Linked DNA regions of Homo sapiens: region 2 is linked to region 1. Evidence: chromatin loops called from intact Hi-C (ENCODE). Cell type or tissue: heart right ventricle. All regions are shown on one strand. Each heading gives the region's core, and the rest is flanking DNA. Links, peaks and the distances in the headings are about the cores only.

Region 1 (8,000 bases), core at 1-8,000:
CCATCCCCTCCAAAGTTCAAGGAAAACCATGAAATGAGTAGAAACTCGATTCTCCCTTTGTAGTTTTTATAACCCAGCTTCAGTATGCTCATCTGTCAAATAGAAAACATGAGGTGATGTATTACAGTGCTGAACCGGATAAGGACCTGGCAGAAAACCCACCAGGGGGAGAACAATGGGCTTGCTAACAGTATCCGGGATTCTTTAAATGAATACGAAGCCAAACTCAGTGACCTTCGTGCTCGGCTGCAGGAGGCAGCTGCCCAAGCCAAGCAGGCAAATGGCTTGAACCAAGAAAACGAGAGAGCTTTGGGAGCCATTCAGGTGAGTTCACAGTTTGAAGTTGCACACTTTCGTTAATAAGGATGAGAGAAGCAGGGATCTTTATTATTAATAAAGTGGCATAGCCAGGCACCTGTCTGTACATCTCATTATACCACCTCAGACCCAGATCAGACAGGAACAAAGCGTTAAGTGCAAAACCATAGTTGTTTCTAGTCTTCAGCTACCAGAAAAGATTCTGAACTTAAACCACAGACAAAGCAGTGCAAACTGCTTCACCTGCATCCCCAGCTGAAAGAGTGTTGGAGGAATAATGTTGCCAAATAGATGAGAAATTAATATTGCTATAATTAATTCAAAGTATATATTATGTTTTTGGTAATTTACTTTTTGTGTCAAATATGTATACTTTTTAATGAACATAATTATCATAATCACCAGCAAAGGCATTTTAAGCCATAATCTGCTTTATAGGAAATAAAAGTACAGGCCACCTACAGAAGCTGCAATGACAGAATTTAGAGCTCTGGATTTTGCAGTTCATATATACATATATTTGGCGCCACCACGCCTGGCTAATTTTTGTATTTTTAGTAGAGACGGGGTTTCACCATGTTGGCTAGGCTGGTCTCGAACTCCTGACCTCAGGTGATCCACTCGCCTCAGCCTCCCAAAGTGATGGGATTACAGGCGTGAGCCACCATGCCCGGCCTTATAGTTCATATTTTAAATAGTGAACATTGTATGCTAAAACAATGAGGCCAGGTGCAATGGCTTATGCCTGTAATCCTAACACTTTGAGAGGCCAAGGCAAGAGGATTGCTTGGGCCCAGGAGTTTGAGACCAGCCTCGGCAATGTAGTGAGACCCTGTCTCTACAAAAATTTTTTTAAAAATTAGCTGGTCATAGTGGCATGAGCCTGTAGTCTCAGCTACTCGGGAGGCTGAGGTGGAAGGATCGCTTGAACACACTGGTGGGTTGGGAGCAAGGCTGCAGTGAGCCATTATCGAGCCACTGCACTTCAGCCTAGGCAACAGAATGAGACCTGTCTCAAAAAAAAAATTAAAAACAACAAAAATATGAGCGGTTTTATAGGGTTACAAAACAACAGTAAAATCAAAATTGAATAACACAGGGCAGACCCCAACACAGGAGGAAGTTGGCAAATGAAAATAAATGATGTCTTAGTGGATGACTCCATGCTTAGCTCCCAAAGCCTCTTTGGATAGTACCATGTCTGTGTGAAGTTGCTGATTATGCCAAGGTAAGGGAGCAGACCCAACTTTATAGGCCTCTGAACTCTGGCAGCCTTCCAGCCTGGCATTCTCAGGTTCCGTGTGACCTCTCGGTCAAGTGCCTGCTGTGTTCTCATTGGTACTGGCTGATGGTTAGTGATGGTTTATTTACATAAAATCTTTTGGTCTGTTTCACAAACCAGATTTTGATAATATACCCATCTCATTGGGCAAGTTGACCCCTACTGTAGAAACCTTCTTCAGCAGTGATAGCAATTGTTTCATTGGCATATCATTTAAGGAAACTATGGTGACGTACCTCCACTACAAAAAGAACTGATTTCCTATCACTTTGTAATTGCCTAGACAATGTTCAGGTTCAAGAAAGCATTCTGACTTTGAAATTACGTATATGCTATTGTCCCATAAATTTGTCTATGCCTTCTGATAATATATCATAGAGCTCAAGCAATTTTTTTTTATTTTCTCCAGAGACAAGTGAAAGAAATAAATTCCCTGCAGAGTGATTTCACCAAGTATCTAACCACTGCAGACTCATCTTTGTTGCAAACCAACATTGCGCTGCAGCTGATGGAGAAAAGCCAGAAGGTAGAGGAAATAGTTGTTCTCTAGAAAAATCTAAAAACATTTTAATTATATTGTGAGAAAACAATGAAATGGGCTGACCTACTTTTTTGTTTATTCAAAGTATAGTCTCTTAGATGGAAGAGAATATAATGAAATGTTAACAATAGTTCTCTCTTGCAAAAGAAGTATGAATGACATGTCTTCTTATGTTCATATGTATTACCTAATTTGTCCGCAATGAGCAAATCACTTTTGTGATAGCAACAAAAAAATTATAATGCTATTTTTAAAATATCAAGCATACAAGCATTTATTAACAGAAGATATTTAAGACTTGATCAAAACTGACACAATTTTTTAGCAGTTCAATGGGGATTTTAAAGTGTCTTTTATAATAACTATTTCTTTTTTTTATTATACTTTAAGTTTTAGGGTACATGTGCATAACGTGCAGGTTAGTTACATATGTATACATGTGCCATGTTGGTGTGCTGCACCCAGTAACTCTTTAATAACTATTTCTAAATCATAAAAAAGTTCTTTGGTTTACTACAACTTTATATTGATGATAACATTGTGCTTTTGTAAAGGTTACTAAAGGGTTTCTCACCATAATGAGAATGTTCAAGATAGTGGTAAACCTTGGGGAAATATTACCAGTGCTACTGTCTGAAGTGACCAAGGATTAACTGGTATGGTAAATAGGCTTAGAAAATATAACATCTCATTGTTGCCCCAGAAACACATCAGTTATGATAGAGTTTGAGAAATCAGCACCTACATTCTTTCCTTGAATTTATACTGTCTTTGTTTATTTGGAAAAAATAGGAATATGAAAAATTAGCTGCCAGTTTAAATGAAGCAAGACAAGAACTAAGTGACAAAGTAAGAGAACTTTCCAGATCTGCTGGCAAAACATCCCTTGTGGAGGAGGCAGAAAAGCACGCGCGGTCCTTACAAGAGCTGGCAAAGCAGCTGGAAGAGTGAGTGCATGGCCCAGGAGACCAGAAGGGCACGTGGGCTGAGCTCAGCAGCTTGTCCTGAGACAAGCAAGGCCCTCCCCTGGGTTGGCTGGGTCTCCAGAACTGGGTGGAGGGCGGAGGGTGGGGTCAAGGCCAATGCCCCAGGCCCAAGTCAGAAGCAGAGCAGCAATAAGGGCACTAATTCCTGGCCACGTCCTTTGGGCACAGCTACAGAGGCCATCACCTCAGGTATCCACTTACCAAATGAAATGCGAAGAGGCTGGGCTCAAGTTGATGGCACCACTGCAGTCAAACCTGGCAGACAGAGAGAGACTCTGCCATCTCTTTATTTTATTTTGTTTTTTTCCATTTCTTAAAAAAAAAAAAGAAAGAAAAAATAAAAAGAAGAAATGGAAAGGTTTGGGGGGATGTCAGCTGCTGGCAGAGGAAGGCTGTGGGGAGTGGCTAACCTGCCCTGTCTTCCAGGATCAAGAGAAACGCCAGCGGGGATGAGCTGGTGCGCTGTGCTGTGGATGCCGCCACCGCCTACGAGAACATCCTCAATGCCATCAAAGCGGCCGAGGACGCAGCCAACAGGGCTGCCAGTGCATCTGAATCTGCCCTCCAGGTGGGCACCTGTACCAGCAGCTTCTCCACATTCGCTGTGGAGATGGCTGATTTTTATATTTTCTTTCCGTGGGCTCCAAGGAATAGAAACAAAGCATTATTTTAAATCAGAACTTGTTGTATAGAATAGAACTTGCCCTAGATATGGGTAATTTCTGTATTTGACTATTTCATGTCTGTAGCACAGTTTTAAAACTATGTGTAAAACCAGATAGAAATTACACTGATTGTCAATTTTCAACCTGAACAAATATTATATCCTATATCTTACCAGGTATGCTTCTATGCTGTGATCATTAGCCAAAAAGAGATATTTTTGCAAACAACTTGATCAGCATTTTCATCAGGTCATTTGGTCTTACATCTCGGTGTGTCTGTGGAGTCCTGTGGGATCTTATATGCACCATATGATAATTCCTATATCTGAAAATAAAGAACAAAATATTAAATATCAGAGTTCAGGGGGACAGGCCTTCTTGAATGAGTGAAGACTTTTCTGTCCCAAAGCTTGAAAGCCTGAAAACAACTAAGTTCTCTCCTCTGTTATTGTAGAGGTTTTTGTACGAATGACAGTGAGCAGCTAAAACAAGTGTCACATAATTTGTCAGTATGCCACCAGAGATAGGCCCACCTCCCCAAGCCACATAATTCACATAGGTGTTAGGGCTACCTGGAGCCCTAACTCTTTTAGGGAACAATCTAGTTATAACTCCTTCCCCCTTTGAACTTCATCCTTAAAATTAAGGGCTTCAGACTAGGATAGAAATCTTATTCCATATTTCGTAACATATAGCATTTGTTTAAGGCTGTTAAATGCTTTGCTTTCAGACAGTGATAAAGGAAGATCTGCCAAGAAAAGCTAAAACCCTGAGTTCCAACAGTGATAAACTGTTAAATGAAGCCAAGATGACACAAAAGAAGCTAAAGCAAGGTATTAGGGGGAGTGGGCAATGGCAGGGATAGTCAGGAGCTTTAAATGACCTCTGGGACCAGGTGGGGCAGCCCTAGAAGCAAATGTTGTTTTTGAATCTCAGTGTCAATGCAGATGATACCCTTTATTTATTTTATTTTATTACTATTATTATTTTTAATAGAGATGGGGTCTCCGTTGCCCAGGCTGGAGTGCAGTGGCACAATCATAGCTCACTGTAGCTTTGAACTCCTGGGCTTAAGCTATCCTCCCACTTCAGCCTCCCAAGTAGCTGAGATTACAGGCGTGCACCACCATGCCCAGCTAATTTTTGTATTTTTTTTAGAGGCAAGGTCTTGCTATGTTTCCCAGGCTGGGCTCAAATTCCTGTCCTTACGGGATCCTCCTGTCTCAGCTTCCCAAAATGGTGGGATTACAAGCATGAGCCACCATGCCGGGCCCAGATAATACTTTTTAAATTCATGATTTATTTATCAATTTCATGTATCCACCCAATATTCTAAATATTCCCCACCTATCATGTACAAAATTAACTAGAGCCTTATAAATATAAATAAATCTTGAGAGTGATAGGCCTATTTGGGCCTGGCCTTGGTGGGGAGGCTATTTTAATTTAACCCACCTGTGATCATGGCATTGGCAACCCCACATGTCAAGATCATTGGTTTGGGATCATTAGAATAACTGCTTTAAAATTTCTTAAGTCCTAAAATCTTTGCAACTAAAAGTCCCCAAAATCACTGCTACTGTGAAGCATGAGAATTTTTTAAGCATAAATTTTATCTCTGGAAAATTTTCATGTATTTTACTTACTTATTTTTTTAAATAATTAAACTCTCTCAATCTCACCAAATTTCTGTGTTTGAAAAATGCTGTTTCTTGTGTTTCTCCAGGCTCTTGTTGTCATCCATGAGTCCAAGGCCCTCATTCAGCCTCTTAGTCCTTTCAGAGGGATTAAATGATGCCTCTGTAAATTAAATAATTTCTCTCCTTTCTGCTTCCTTCTTTTCCTTCCTTCTTTCTTTCTCTCTTTCCTTCACATGTTAAAAAATTAAAGACATGAAAAATAAAATACCAAAAAAGTACTAACATACAATCATTTGCCTTGCAAATTTCAATAATTTGGATTTCCTGGTATGACATCTATTTCTCTCTACAAAATTTGAGCTTCGAGGTAGGCTCAGTGTGCTAAACAGGGTTAGGATGCTAACTATGTTGCTATGTAAACCAGTCCTGGAATCGTAATTGAAGCCATGAATCATCAAGATGGTCTTAAAGCATTTGCTGGTCATTTTTGATGACCCAAGGATGGCAATATTATCAGCTAGGAATGTCTGCTAGCTCCCTTTCTTTCACAGAATTTTTAAAATGTGTCATTTTGGAAATTAACAGAAACAAACAGTGCCTACTTTGTGTCTGTATTTGCCTGGATGAGGCTCTTTCAACAACACTCTTTTCTTGTCCTCTGATGGAAGAGGATCCTTTCTACATTATTAATTCATTCATTCACTCATGTATTCATTTACTCAACAAACATATACTAATATTACGCCTCAACTAGTGCCAGACACTACATTATGTGGTAGGACATGGTAGTGGATAAGACAGATGCATCTTTTACTAAACAGAGTCTCTTACTCTGAGCAGTTAAGAAGTTTAGCCTTCCCCAAGTTATTCAGCCTCTTTCTTTCTTCCTGTGTATTTCCAAGGCATTACCACAAGGCTCTGATTTGCTGCTGACCTCTGTAACTGGAGGATCCCAGAGCTGTGGGTCTGGGCACATGCAGTGGGCATCTCTGAGGTGACCCCTAAGAAGCAAGTCTACTCAATGCTGTGCAGACACTGGCTACTTCAGGGGCCACAAATACCAATGGAGGATCAAAATGCACAAAGTAATTGCCTCCTGATGCTTTATTTTATTTTAGAAGTCAGTCCAGCTCTCAACAACCTACAGCAAACCCTGAATATTGTGACAGTTCAGAAAGAAGTGATAGACACCAATCTCACAACTCTCCGAGATGGTCTTCATGGGATACAGAGAGGTCAGCATCTTCCTAATCCATTGTACTCGGTTGGCTTCTTTTGTTGAACGTTTTAGATACTTATACCTCCCTATCTGTGTGTGCATTAGGTGATATTGATGCTATGATCAGTAGTGCAAAGAGCATGGTCAGAAAGGCCAACGACATCACAGATGAGGTTCTGGATGGGCTCAACCCCATCCAGACAGATGTGGAAAGAATTAAGGACACCTATGGGAGGACACAGAACGAAGACTTCAAAAAGGCTCTGACTGATGCAGATAACTCGGGTATCAGGCGATCTCTGGCCAGGACATCTTAGCCATTCTCTCCATTGTTATGTGTTTTGGTCCATTTCCATTCTTCCCTGGTAAAGTCTGATCTCAGAAACTAAAACATTAGAAAACAGCTCCACCTGATACAGGATATATTCAAAGCGTATAGATATCCTGCTAGTTGGAAGGACCAGACAGGATTTTTAATTTTTAGAAAATACATTGAAAATGCTATTGGTTTGCTTTTTTACAAAGTGGAGATATATGTTTCTAAATCATGAGGCATTGAATTATGATTGATATTAAGAATCAGAAAACAGGCTGTGTTTTCTGTGCGCTGTGGCTCATGCCTGTAATCCCAGCACTTTGGGAGGCCGAGGTGGGTGGATCACGAGGTCAGGAGATCGAGACCATCCTGGCTAACATGGTGAAATCCTGTCTCTACTAAAAATACAAAAAATTAGCCAGGCGTGGTGATGGGCGCCTGTAGTCCCAGCTACTCGGGAGGCTGAGGCAGGAGAATGGCGTGATCCTGGGAGGTGGAGGTTGCAGTGAGCTGAAATTGCACCACTGCACTCCAGCCTGGACGACAGAGCGAGACTCCATCTCAAACAAAAAAAAAAAAAAAAAAAGGAAAGAAAGAAAGAAAAAGAATCAGAAAACAAAGGTTTTTTTTTTTCTTTCTGTAGTGGTCAAAGTAAAGGATTTGGTACCTAGATTGCAGAATACAATTCACCATGTACAGTAGTTCCTCCTTATCCTCAGGGGATATGTTCCAAGACCCCTACTGGGTGTGTGAACCCACAGATAGTACCAAACCCTATATATACTATGTTTTTTCGATCTGATAACCCAGACAGCTACTAAGTGACTAATGGGTGGGTAGGGTAGACAGCAAGGATATGCTGGAAAAAAGGAAGATTCACATGGGTGGGACCATATGAGATTTCGTCATGCTATTCCAAACAGCACCCAATTCAAAACTTATGAATTGCTTATTTCTGGAATTTTTCTTTTTTAATATTTTTGGACCATGGTTGATAGCAAGTACTTGAAACCTTGGGAAGTGAAACCATGGG
Region 2 (10,821 bases), core at 1-8,000, 47 kb after region 1:
AGAATGGTCTCGATCTCCTGACCTCGTGATCTGCCCTCCTCGGCCTCCCAAAGTGCTGGGATTACAGGCGTGAGCCACCGTGCCCGGCCCCTATTTTCAACTCAGAGAAATCACAGGATGGGGCAGGATTTGGGTATTCTTTGGCTTTGGATAAATTCTCTTCAAACCACCTTAATCACACCCAGCATCTAACATCTGGGCCAAATAGTAGCACCCCATTTACAATACTCTTTACAGACCAAGTTTCTTTTTGCAGCCTTCTTTCAACCTGAGGGTATAAACCATCTCATGGGCCCTCCCACATATCCTTTTCAGGAGCAGGCCACATCCGATCAGTGTCTGCCTCTGAACACCGGCACTGCAGTCAGCCCTTAGGGATCAATGCTGGGTTCTGGCCCATCCTGGGGAGTCCTAGCTTTAGGACACAGCTTTTTCATTGTGTAGCATGACAAATCTTAAGAAACTAAAAGTTTCATAGGGAATCCAATCAGTAGTTTACTGTTGATGCTGGCACCATGTGCATTTATCACATCAACATTTTCTCTTTCTTTCTTTTTTTTTTTTTGAGTTGGAGTCTTGCTCTGTCACCCAGGCTGGAGTGCAGTAGTACGATCTCGGCTCACTGCAACCTCCGCCTCCTGAGTTCAAACGATTCTCCTGCCTCAGTCTCCTGCATAGCTGGGACTACAGGCACCTGCCACCACACCTGGCTAATTTTTGTATTTTTAGTAGAGACGGGGTTTCACCATGTTGGCCAGGCTGGCCTCAAACTCCTGACCTCAGGTGATCCAGCAGCCTCAGCCTCCCAAAGTGCTGGGATTACAGGTGTGAGCCACTGTGCCTGGCCACCATTTTCTTTTAAAGTTACCATATCTTTATTACCATGTCTGACTTGTAGGATTCCAGAGTCCTAAAGGCATTCATTCTAGAAGGGAGTTCAAGAGTTTTATTCGGTGAATCTCAAACTTTCTTGAGAATTTTATGAAATTTACAGTCCTCCCCAGGAAAATGCACACGCAGAACACACCTGGTGTATAATATAGGAGAGCACAGAACCCCACAAGCCTGTTCCTGGGCCCCAGGAGAGGAGTCCCCTGTTCCAGCCGGCTCTAGGCAGGCATGGGGCTCCACGCAAGCCCACTGTCAATGCACACTGTGTCTTATTTTAACTCTGCAGCATTCGTGACTTGGTGGTGGTGCACTGAGCCCAACAATGTAGGCAGATTTTTTTGCATTTTATTATTTTGGGAACATTTTGGCCTCTTTATTTTTGTCAGCTGCCCTGCAGTAAGCTAACACACTGCCTCGTGGAACTCTAAGAAGTGGTTTGTATCTGCAAAGAGACGGTGAAATCTGTGAACTGTAAGGTGGAAATTTCCCTTGTTGCTGCTCCATCTGTGAGGACCAGGGTCAGGTCAACCTTCCCTGTTCTTATTCTAGCACAAGCTAGCAACCTGCACTAGCCCGCCCTCCTGCACACACCACTTTTTTTGGTGGCACCTGCAATCTTCGACCACCCACCCAACATCTGGTATACAGGTTTTTCTTGGCACTCTGGGCAGAGAGCCAAATAGAACAGCTATTAGAACCTGAGTTTGAAGAACCTGACTTGGAAGCGGGAAGAATGAATCCCTACCTACCTTCCCCCTTTTGCTGACAAGCTGCAGTGCCCTTCGCCTTGGCTACCCATGCCTTTCTTGGAGGTGTAGGTAATGAGCTTTTTCTTTTCTGCTTGGTTGCAGAGCCTCCCCACAAACAGCTTTGTGGGATGCCTGAAGAACTTTCAGCTGGATTCAAAACCCTTGTATACCCCTTCTTCAAGCTTCGGGGTGTCTTCCTGCTTGGGTGGTCCTTTGGAGAAAGGCATTTATTTCTCTGAAGAAGGAGGTCATGTCGTCTTGGGTAAGGAGCAGTTCTATAGAATTTAAGTCTTTGCATCTTAAGAACTGTATCCTGTTTTCTTTCATGGTGATGCTTTAACTTTTGCTTTGTTTCTCTTTTGAAAGCTCACTCTGTATTGTTGGGGCCAGAATTTAAGCTTGTTTTCAGCATCCGCCCAAGAAGTCTCACTGGGATCCTAATACACATCGGAAGTCAGCCCGGGAAGCACTTATGTGTTTACCTGGAGGCAGGAAAGGTGTGTAGCAGTCTGATGCCATGGGGAGGGTCTGTAGAAACCAGCTTCAATGTCTGGAGGCCACAGCGGGTCAGGTTTGTAGTAGAGAATGGGATCCAATCTTGTATTTAAGAGCCTTGACTTCAGTGCTAACTTACCATTTTCCTTTAGCAAGTAATTTTATCATCATGTTTTCTGTTCTTAATTTTTAAAACTGGGAAAACTCAAACAAGTCGGGCTGAATTGCAGGTCCAGCACTTGGTTATATGGTCCTAAGGATGTTACTCAAGCTCTTTCAGACTTATCTGTAAAATGTAGATAATAACTCTTATAACTTAAGGCTTTTGTCAAGATTATAGAAATCGCCATATACTCAATTCTTACAGATTCTTTCTTCATCTCTGCAGCCTCATTTTTCCATCACTCACAGGCCTGAGTCAACATCTTATTTTCCACCACCCAGTTATATCTCTTTCCTTCTCAAAGATGTCTCTTTAAAACCAGATTCTTCTAGGAAGACCCTTAGTTGAGGCCTCGAGTGAAAGATTGATATAATATGCCATTTTCTTTCATCTCCGTCCTTCCACAGTTTACTAAATGTGAGGGGAAAAGAATCCCAGAAGAAAATAAAATGCCCAAAATTCCTAGAATACTTTCTATTGTAGTCTTTAATTAAGTCTGAGTAGGTCTCTGGTAGCCCAGAAAAGCAAGTAACTATCCACTTGCAAGGTGGTTGAGACAATTCTGGTTTTTCAGAGGAGGAGCTGGAGAGAGTCTCTACTGAGAGTCTCTGGGAGGGAATTATTCTCAGGAAAACAAATCAAGACCCGATGACCTTCATAATAGCAGTGACATTGTTTAGCTCAAAAATTGCCTGTGAATAGGCTGTCCCATCTAGCTACATGCAAATTAAATGTAAATTATTTATAAACACACTTATTTTAGTCCTCTCATTTCATTCCCCTTGATTCAACTCTTGGAAGATCCTGGAGGAGACCCTGATTTAGAAAGCAGGAATGTGGGATTCTGCACAAAACAGACTGCGTGCCTGGCTCCCGATGCGTGCCCAGAGCAAACTCAATCATTTTGCTTGTTTAAAGTCTTGCCATGCATGGAACTATTACAGTTGGCTGGCCCTTGCAGCAGGCTGTAGGCCTCCACCAGTAGCTTTGCCTTCCACATCTCACATATCCTTCCATACAGAGCCACTGTCACGCATTAATTGCTAAGGAGGATTCCAATCAGTAACCTTTGAGTTGAGCTGATGGGGGCGGGGTTTGGATTAGAAGGGAACAACTCATTGCCATTGGCAACGACTTCAGGCCAGGGTCCACCCTGGTTTATAGTTGCCTGGAAGGGATGCAGCAGAGAGATCTCTGGAAGCATTGGACCCCATGTGGTCAAATGCTTCAAAAGCGGAGGAGGGCCAATATCTAATGTGCCCTTAAGCTGTCAGTTGGCCCGGTTTGGGGAGGGAAGATGGCAGGGGAAGGTCGGCTCCACCTGCCTTCCTGAAGGAAATAGGAAAATGCATGTGTGTTCCAGGTCACGGCCTCTATGGACAGTGGGGCAGGTGGGACCTCAACGTCGGTCACACCAAAGCAGTCTCTGTGTGATGGACAGTGGCACTCGGTGGCAGGTATGTTGTCCAGTAGCTGATTGTTCATGCACTAAAACAGGCCCCCTTTCCATTTTGACTTGAACATCCCAAAGGCAGCCTCAGCCCCTCCATCCACAGTGCCTGACCAGGGCCAGCCCCCGAGGCTAACGTGTCCATTCACAACCCCAGCCATGCTTCCGTCACTCATGGTTGCCACCTCCAGTTCTCCAGAACTTATCAAATATTTTATTGTTGCTGTTGTTGTTGTTTGTTTGTTTTTGGAGCCCAGCACACTAATAAGCTAGGCTAGTTTTCAAGATAGTATAACGTTGTGATTTAGATTTTGGCTCTGAAGTTAGAACAGAGGTCAAATCTTAGTTCCATCCCTTTCCCTGTGTGACCTTGGACAAGTTGCTTAATTGTTCTTTACCTTCGGTTTCCTCTTCTGTAAAATGGAAATAAAAATAGGGTATGGCTCTTAAGGTTGTGGAAATTAAATGGGACAATGTGTGAAAGGTTATTAGCCCAGTGTCTGATATGTAGTCAGTGTTCAGTAAGTATCTGTTTTTTGTTAAGGCTCATTGTTGTGTTATTTTTTTCAACAACCATTTAATATTAATGCTAACTATTTAGACAACCCGATGAGTAGAGAGCAAGCATTTCCTCTCAAAAAGAATCTGTTATTTTATTAATTATTTGTGGATATTAGAGATCTATGAACCCATATTGGCTAAAATACCTTTTGTAAAAAAGTGGCCTTTTCTTGGCTAATTTAAAAGATAACTACATTGCAATTAGCTGAGATCATTAACATGAGAGGAATTTTGTGTCGAGAGTCAAAAGAGCTGTCTTTGGCATCAGCTTTCAGAAGTCAGTGTCTTCATAGAAAGTAGCTGAGATCACATGAAATCAGCATGGCCTCTGGACACAGGAGACCAGAGCTTAAATCCCAACTCTTGGTAACCAAGCCATCTTGTCAGGCTCCTCAGTGAGACACATTCTCTTATCTGGGAAATGGGGAATGATAATTTCTTCTTCACAGATTCATTTTAAGGGTAAAATTCATTCATGTACGTGGAAGCACTACCTGGTGTTTAGAGGAAGTTAATTGAATTTATATCTAAGCTGACCAAATTTCTGCAAACAGCACTCCCACAGGTCTAGTATGAAGGAGTTAAAACAAAGTCAATGGTGTAGACATTAAGCAGGGCTCACCTCCGATGATAGACCTAACCAGCCTCCTTTCCCCAGTCACCATAAAACAACACATCCTGCACCTGGAACTGGACACAGACAGTAGCTACACAGCTGGACAGATCCCCTTCCCACCTGCCAGCACTCAAGAGCCACTACACCTTGGAGGTGCTCCAGGTAACTCTTGTCCTGACTTCTATAATGTGTTGCCCTGTGTCAGCTCTGAACATTCACTTCTTAATTAGTGGCAGGGCAGCTCTTGGCTGGACAGTGGAGATGGTGAGGCCCTTTGCACTGGCATGTGGGGAAAGGCAGTTGCTGGAAAGGAGCACTTGTCAGGTCAGCCCAGGCCCCATTACTGCTGTTGCCCCTTGCCCCAAGCCTGTAATTTTGTTTTTTTTTTTTGTTTTTTTTTTTGTTTTTTTTTGAGATGGAGTCTCACTCTGTTGCCCAGGCTGGAGAGCAGTGATGTGATCTCAGCTCACCACAACCTCTGCCTCCCAAGTTCAAGCTATTCTCCTGCCTCAGCCTCCCAAGTAGCTGGGACTACAGGCACATGCCACCACGCCTGGATAATTTTTGTGTTTTTAGTAGAGGCAGGGTTTTGCTATGTTGGCCAGGCTGGTCACAAACTCCTGACCTCAGGTGATCCACCCGCCTCAGCCTTTCAAAGTGCTGGGATTACAGGTGTGAGCCACTGCACCTGGCCCCAAGCCTATAATTTATAATCCTTTCTTAAGAGGTTGCATTAACCTAGAAGCCTGATACCAGTAAAGAGTCAGGAAAAGGGTCTGAAAAACTGGTCTCTGTCCTCTTCAGGTATTTAGTTTTACTAGTGAGTTATTAAGCTTTTGGGGACCGGACTGGGAGAATCAGGTAGGCTGAAATGGAGTCAAGTTCAAGACTGGAATGTTGTCTGGGAAGAGCCTTTTCATTCTTCATTGTTTTCTGTCCCTCCAAATACACTGTAATCCGGTTGTTAATTGTATAGGTCTTTCATTACCCATAAAAAGTACCAGTTTAGAGCTATTGATTTGGGCAGTGGATTCTCCTCTGAAGAACTTGAACAGTAGCCTTGTTGCTGATTTATCACAGCAGGTGGAGTGTCAGACGCCTGCCTGAAGTGGAGAGGGCTGAGTGGGCTGAGATGTGAAGTCACTTTAGCTTTCTCCACTAAGACTATCTTTTGCCTGGCATGGTGGCTCACACCTGTAATCCCAGAGCTTTGGGAGGCTGAGGCGGGAGGATCACTTGAGGCCAGGAGTTCAAGACCAGCCTGGGCAACATAGTGAGACCCCATCTCTACAAAAACATTAAAAATTAGCCCAGGGTGGTGGCCCACACCTCTAGTCCTGGCTACTTGGCAGACTGAGGTGTGAGGATTGTGTGAGCCCAGGAATCCCAGGTTTACAGAGAGCTGTGATCACACTACTGTACTTCAGCCTGGGTAACAGAGCAGGACCCTGTCTAAAAAAAAAAAAAAAAAAAAAATACTATCTTTTAAAATCCAGGGAACAGTCCCTGGACAGTATGAATTATTTACTGAATGCCTCTCCACTTTCTCTTTCAGCCAATTTGACGACACTGAGGATCCCTGTGTGGAAATCATTCTTTGGCTGTCTGAGGAATATTCATGTCAATCACATCCCTGTCCCTGTCACTGAAGCCTTGGAAGTCCAGGGGCCTGTCAGTCTGAATGGTTGTCCTGACCAGTAACCCAAGCCTATTTCACAGCAAGGAAATTCACCTTCAAAAGCACTGATTACCCAATGCACCTCCCTCCCCAGCTCGAGATCATTCTTCACTCAGGACACAAACCAGACAGGTTTAATAGCGAATCTAATTTTGAATTCTGACCATGGATACCCATCACTTTGGCATTCAGTGCTACATGTGTATTTTATATAAAAATCCCATTTCTTGAAGATAAAAAAATTGTTATTCAAATTGTTATGCACAGAATGTTTTTGGTAATATTAATTTCCACTAAAAAATTAAATGTCTTTTAAGAAACATTCTTTTCCACTTGTTAAAAAAATTAAATATATTTTAAAGCACTTTAAGAATATGAAACTTTCATATATGTTAAAGGATTATAATTTATGGAATTAAAAAATGCAGTGTAGTCCTTAAATTATGATGTTTTATTAGCATAAAAGAAGTGGCTTGATGGTCATTGTTAATTGGATTAATTCTTCAGCACCAGTTCAATGTGTTACCTACAACATAGTCTTCTACAGATAATCACTGAGCATATACTGATGAGGGTTTTGTGTGTGTTCACTATTGCAACTACAGTGAGGGATAAGAAATAAATTCCTGCCCTTAAGGAATATGCAGTCCAATTGGGGAGACATATAATATTCATAAAATAGTAACTTACAAACAAACTGAACTAATGAACCCATTAATTAATGAAGCCCATTGGTTTCCCAATCCTAGCCTTCCCCAGCCTGCTACCAACCAAGTCTAGATTATGATGATCAATTCCTTGAGGGCACAAACTACCTGGTAGGGAAGCTGAGATGGATGTAACGCACCATCACTGAAGCTTCATATGGCAAGCTAACCAAAGTCAGTGGGATGGAGGACTCACTTCTAGTTTTATCTACAAAATAATGAATGATGTACTGAACCAATATTATTACCCAGCACCACTTTCCCTAACAGAGAAGGCTACACAAGCATTTCCATATCCTCTACATAGTATTTGTTCATCAGAAGAAAAATAACAAATAATTCTAAAAAATTGGATATAGTAATCCTATGTGGTACCCTTATAGCTACACACCCTGCACCTTTGAAACTGAGTCACATCCCCTTCAACCCAATGTTCTCTTCTGACTTCCACACTGCAGTCTTGTGGACATGCTTTCTAACCACATCTATACAGAAATTGAATGTTCTCCTGGAGAGGTAGCGAGGTCCCCATCATAGGAGTATTCAACAGAGGCTGGGTGGTGGTCCTTAGGGATGCCATGTTGGGTTGGAGGTTAAACTACATGACTCTAAGCTATGTGCTTTCTTGAAATATTGATTTTAAAATGAAAAATTCACCAGGTGATGACCAGCCAGGAACTGAGTCTGCAAGAGGATCATCCATTTTAACACCTGCCTTTGGCAGGTCTACACTAAGCCGGTGGTTCTCTCTTCTGGGTCCCCAGTGTTAACCTCACTGAATCTAAGGAGTTATTCACTGGTGCCGATTATTTGTTAGCACTTCCTAGATTCATTAGAAAGGGGTAATGACCAGGTGTGGTGGCTCACACCTGTAATCCCAGCACTTTGGGAGGCCAAGGCAGGAGAATTGCTTGAGGCCAGGAGTTTGAGACCAGCCTGGGCAACATAGCAAGACCCTGTCTCTACAAAACAATAAAAAAAAATTAGCTGGGCTTGGTGGCACATGCCTGTAGTCCCAGATACTCTGGAGGTCGAGGTGGGAGGATCACTTGAGCCCAGGAGGTTGAGGCTGCAGTGAACTAGGATCACCCCACTGTACTCCAGCCTGTGTCTAAAAAAGCAAAAGAAAAACAAAAAGAAAGGGCTAGTTTATTCCTCACTGACTAATACCGATGGTTTTCCCCCATTTCGTAAAAGCTTGAAGAACAGCCACCTATCTGCCCTTGCTGAATACAGTTCCAGCCACCAGAAAGCAGCAGAGAGAGTCACAGATGAAATTACAGCTGAGGAAAAAGAACACCCTCAGTGTGGCTATTTGCAGATTGTAAATATGTGTTTCCTGAAAAGAATGTCTAGAGCTCCTTGACTGAACTTTCATGAGAATTGTTTGTGAACTATCAAATGCTATACAAATATTGTCACTGGTATGCTCTTCCTGGCTCATAGGCACACACAAATTGGGCCGACCTTGTGAGGAGAGTCTCGGGAGGGACAGCAGGATCTCTGGTAGACAACACTGACCAGTTCACGATGGGTCCACCATTGTTCCATCTTCGTTCAGTGGATTGGGGACTGGAAACAGTGCATCTCCCTGGGCAGCAGGCACTTCAGGGGCACCAAGTAACTGTAAAGCAATCGTGGGTCTGCACGGGCCTGCCTTCTTCAGCATCCCTCCAGGTGCTGGCTGACCTCACTCCTTAATACGTACAGTTATTGAGTTTTTGCCGTGCTCATAATATCCCTGTACCAGAGGACAGCAGCCCCGGACAGAACTCACTGACCTTCCCTTCTCCCAGGCAGGATGTGGTCCCACTTCCCCACAGAGAACTTGAACTCAGCTCCTTTCTCTACTCTCCCCAACCCCCAAAACTGCTGCACTGAAAACCCCTCACACCTCAGCGTCTGCCAGCCACTCTAACTCTTCTCTTCCGGTTCCCCAGTTCTCTTTTTACTAATTCCAACTTGGGCAGGTCAGTGGTAGCCCCCGAAAGGTCTTATTCTTCCTTTGGAATGAGGACTTACAGTCAGCATATGGGTAGAAAAAAATTTAAAATAACCTTTTTTTATTGAATATCAGTGGTATGTGTGTTCGTTATGGAAAAATTGGAATATGCAGAGAGGCATTAAAATCACCTAGAATCTCACCACTCCGAAATCTGTTTGTATATAGTTATATGTTCATTAGTCTTTTAATTCACATGTATTTTTTTACAAAAATCATGATGATACCATATATATTGTTTTTATATGGTTTTGCAAAGTCTATTGTGTTTCCTAGGTCTTTAACTGTAGAGCATTTTATTCTATCAGATGAATTTACCGTAATGTATTTAACCACCCTCCAATTATTCAGTAAATGGGGTTTTTTCTCTTTTCTTTTTTTTTCTTTTTGCAATTACAAGCAACACTAAAATGAAGATATCATGGGATATAAATTTATTTATTTTCTTAAGGTAAATTCTTAGAACTAACACTATCAGGTCAAAGGATATAAACATTTTAACGATTGTTATTAGCTATTACCAAATTGTTCCCCCAAAAGTTTATATCTGTATCTGTTTACACTCAGAATCATTTTAAGTTTGCCTTAATCCCTAATGCCACTGAATATGAACCCACCAAAGCTTGCCGATGGTCTTCAAGATGGGCAGCAGACATTTACATTCATGCAAGCCAGCTTGTAGAGGTCCACCCTGATCCAGGCTGATCTGAGCCAAAATCCCATCACCTGGAACAGGTGGTCAGCTGGTGGGTGTTTAGCTCTGAGGGGCGATCCTGCAAAACACCTTAGGAGAGGGGGCAGCCTGATGCTGAGCCCTGCAGAACTGGAGCTGGGCCACGGACGCAGCCAGGTTTTCAGAATGCATCACACTCGAGAACACCAAACCGGTGCCAAGCCTGGGCCGTGCTCCCAGAAAGGGTTGGAATAATGTGCTGAACTCTCTTCGCAGCACTGGGCCTCAGTGATCGGTCCAGCCAGCCGGCTTCACCCTCCTCCACCTTGGAAGTTTGCTTTCATTGTGAGTGAAACTTTCATAAGAATTCTCTCAGGCAGGATTACCAGGATTTCACTTGGGAAAAACTCGAGACCCCATCCCTCCCACCACCCTGCCCAACAGAGAAATCCGAAGCAGAAACTTCTTGTTGTATATAACTACATACAAACTTTTTTTTTTTAAACGTGGATGATATAATAGCAGTGGTAGAAAGGGATGGATTTCTTGTTTTCAGTTTCTTCTTTTGCCAAACAATATAGCTTAATTCTTCAGCATAGAAATTCCAGCACAATGTCTGCGTAGCTGGGAATAGAAAGCAGAGATGAAATCGGGGATATCCTTGTTAATCATCCTCAGGGCAAGGAACGTAATTCTCCCAAAGTAGAGGGACAGGGGCCTGAGATGGTGAATGCTATTGACTGGAAATGTCTTTTCTGCCTCGCTCATAAAGACTTGTATGACCCCAGTATATAAAGTGTAACTTTCCATTTCCAGAAGATTTCTTTCTCCATACA

The links. A loop is a pair of places that touch in the nucleus more often than their neighbours do. Peaks named below come from ENCODE experiments on the same cell type or tissue, not always from the same donor. Only the 100,000 strongest peaks of a DNase experiment are listed, where the experiment ranks them.
Region 2: it touches region 1 in a loop (7-fold over the local background); 2 of 110 quality-filtered maps call a loop at or near these places.

The regions. Positions count from the first base shown.
Region 1 is chr18:23,901,000-23,908,999 of GRCh38, forward strand. It overlaps LAMA3 (laminin subunit alpha 3), which reads left to right. Exons shown (of 75, transcript NM_198129.4): 48 at 128-324; 49 at 2,010-2,126; 50 at 2,934-3,088; 51 at 3,554-3,695; 52 at 4,523-4,625; 53 at 6,551-6,667; 54 at 6,757-6,936. Among named protein-coding and RNA genes, the nearest start is that of LINC02958, 78 kb to the right of the region's middle. In heart right ventricle, for the core only: no CTCF peak of the experiment used is centred there; a DNase peak (open chromatin) is centred at 3,150.
Region 2 is chr18:23,948,023-23,958,843 of GRCh38, forward strand. LAMA3 (laminin subunit alpha 3) reads left to right here. Exons shown (of 75, transcript NM_198129.4): 71 at 1,743-1,902; 72 at 2,007-2,137; 73 at 3,662-3,755; 74 at 4,968-5,087; 75 at 6,481-7,044. The coding sequence ends at 6,626. It overlaps LINC02958 (long intergenic non-protein coding RNA 2958), which reads right to left. Exons shown (of 2, transcript NR_199650.1): 2 at 9,732-10,609. Among named protein-coding and RNA genes, the nearest start is that of LINC02958, 29 kb to the right of the region's middle. RefSeq lists an enhancer at 3,407-4,267. In heart right ventricle, for the core only: no CTCF peak of the experiment used is centred there; no DNase peak of the experiment used is centred there.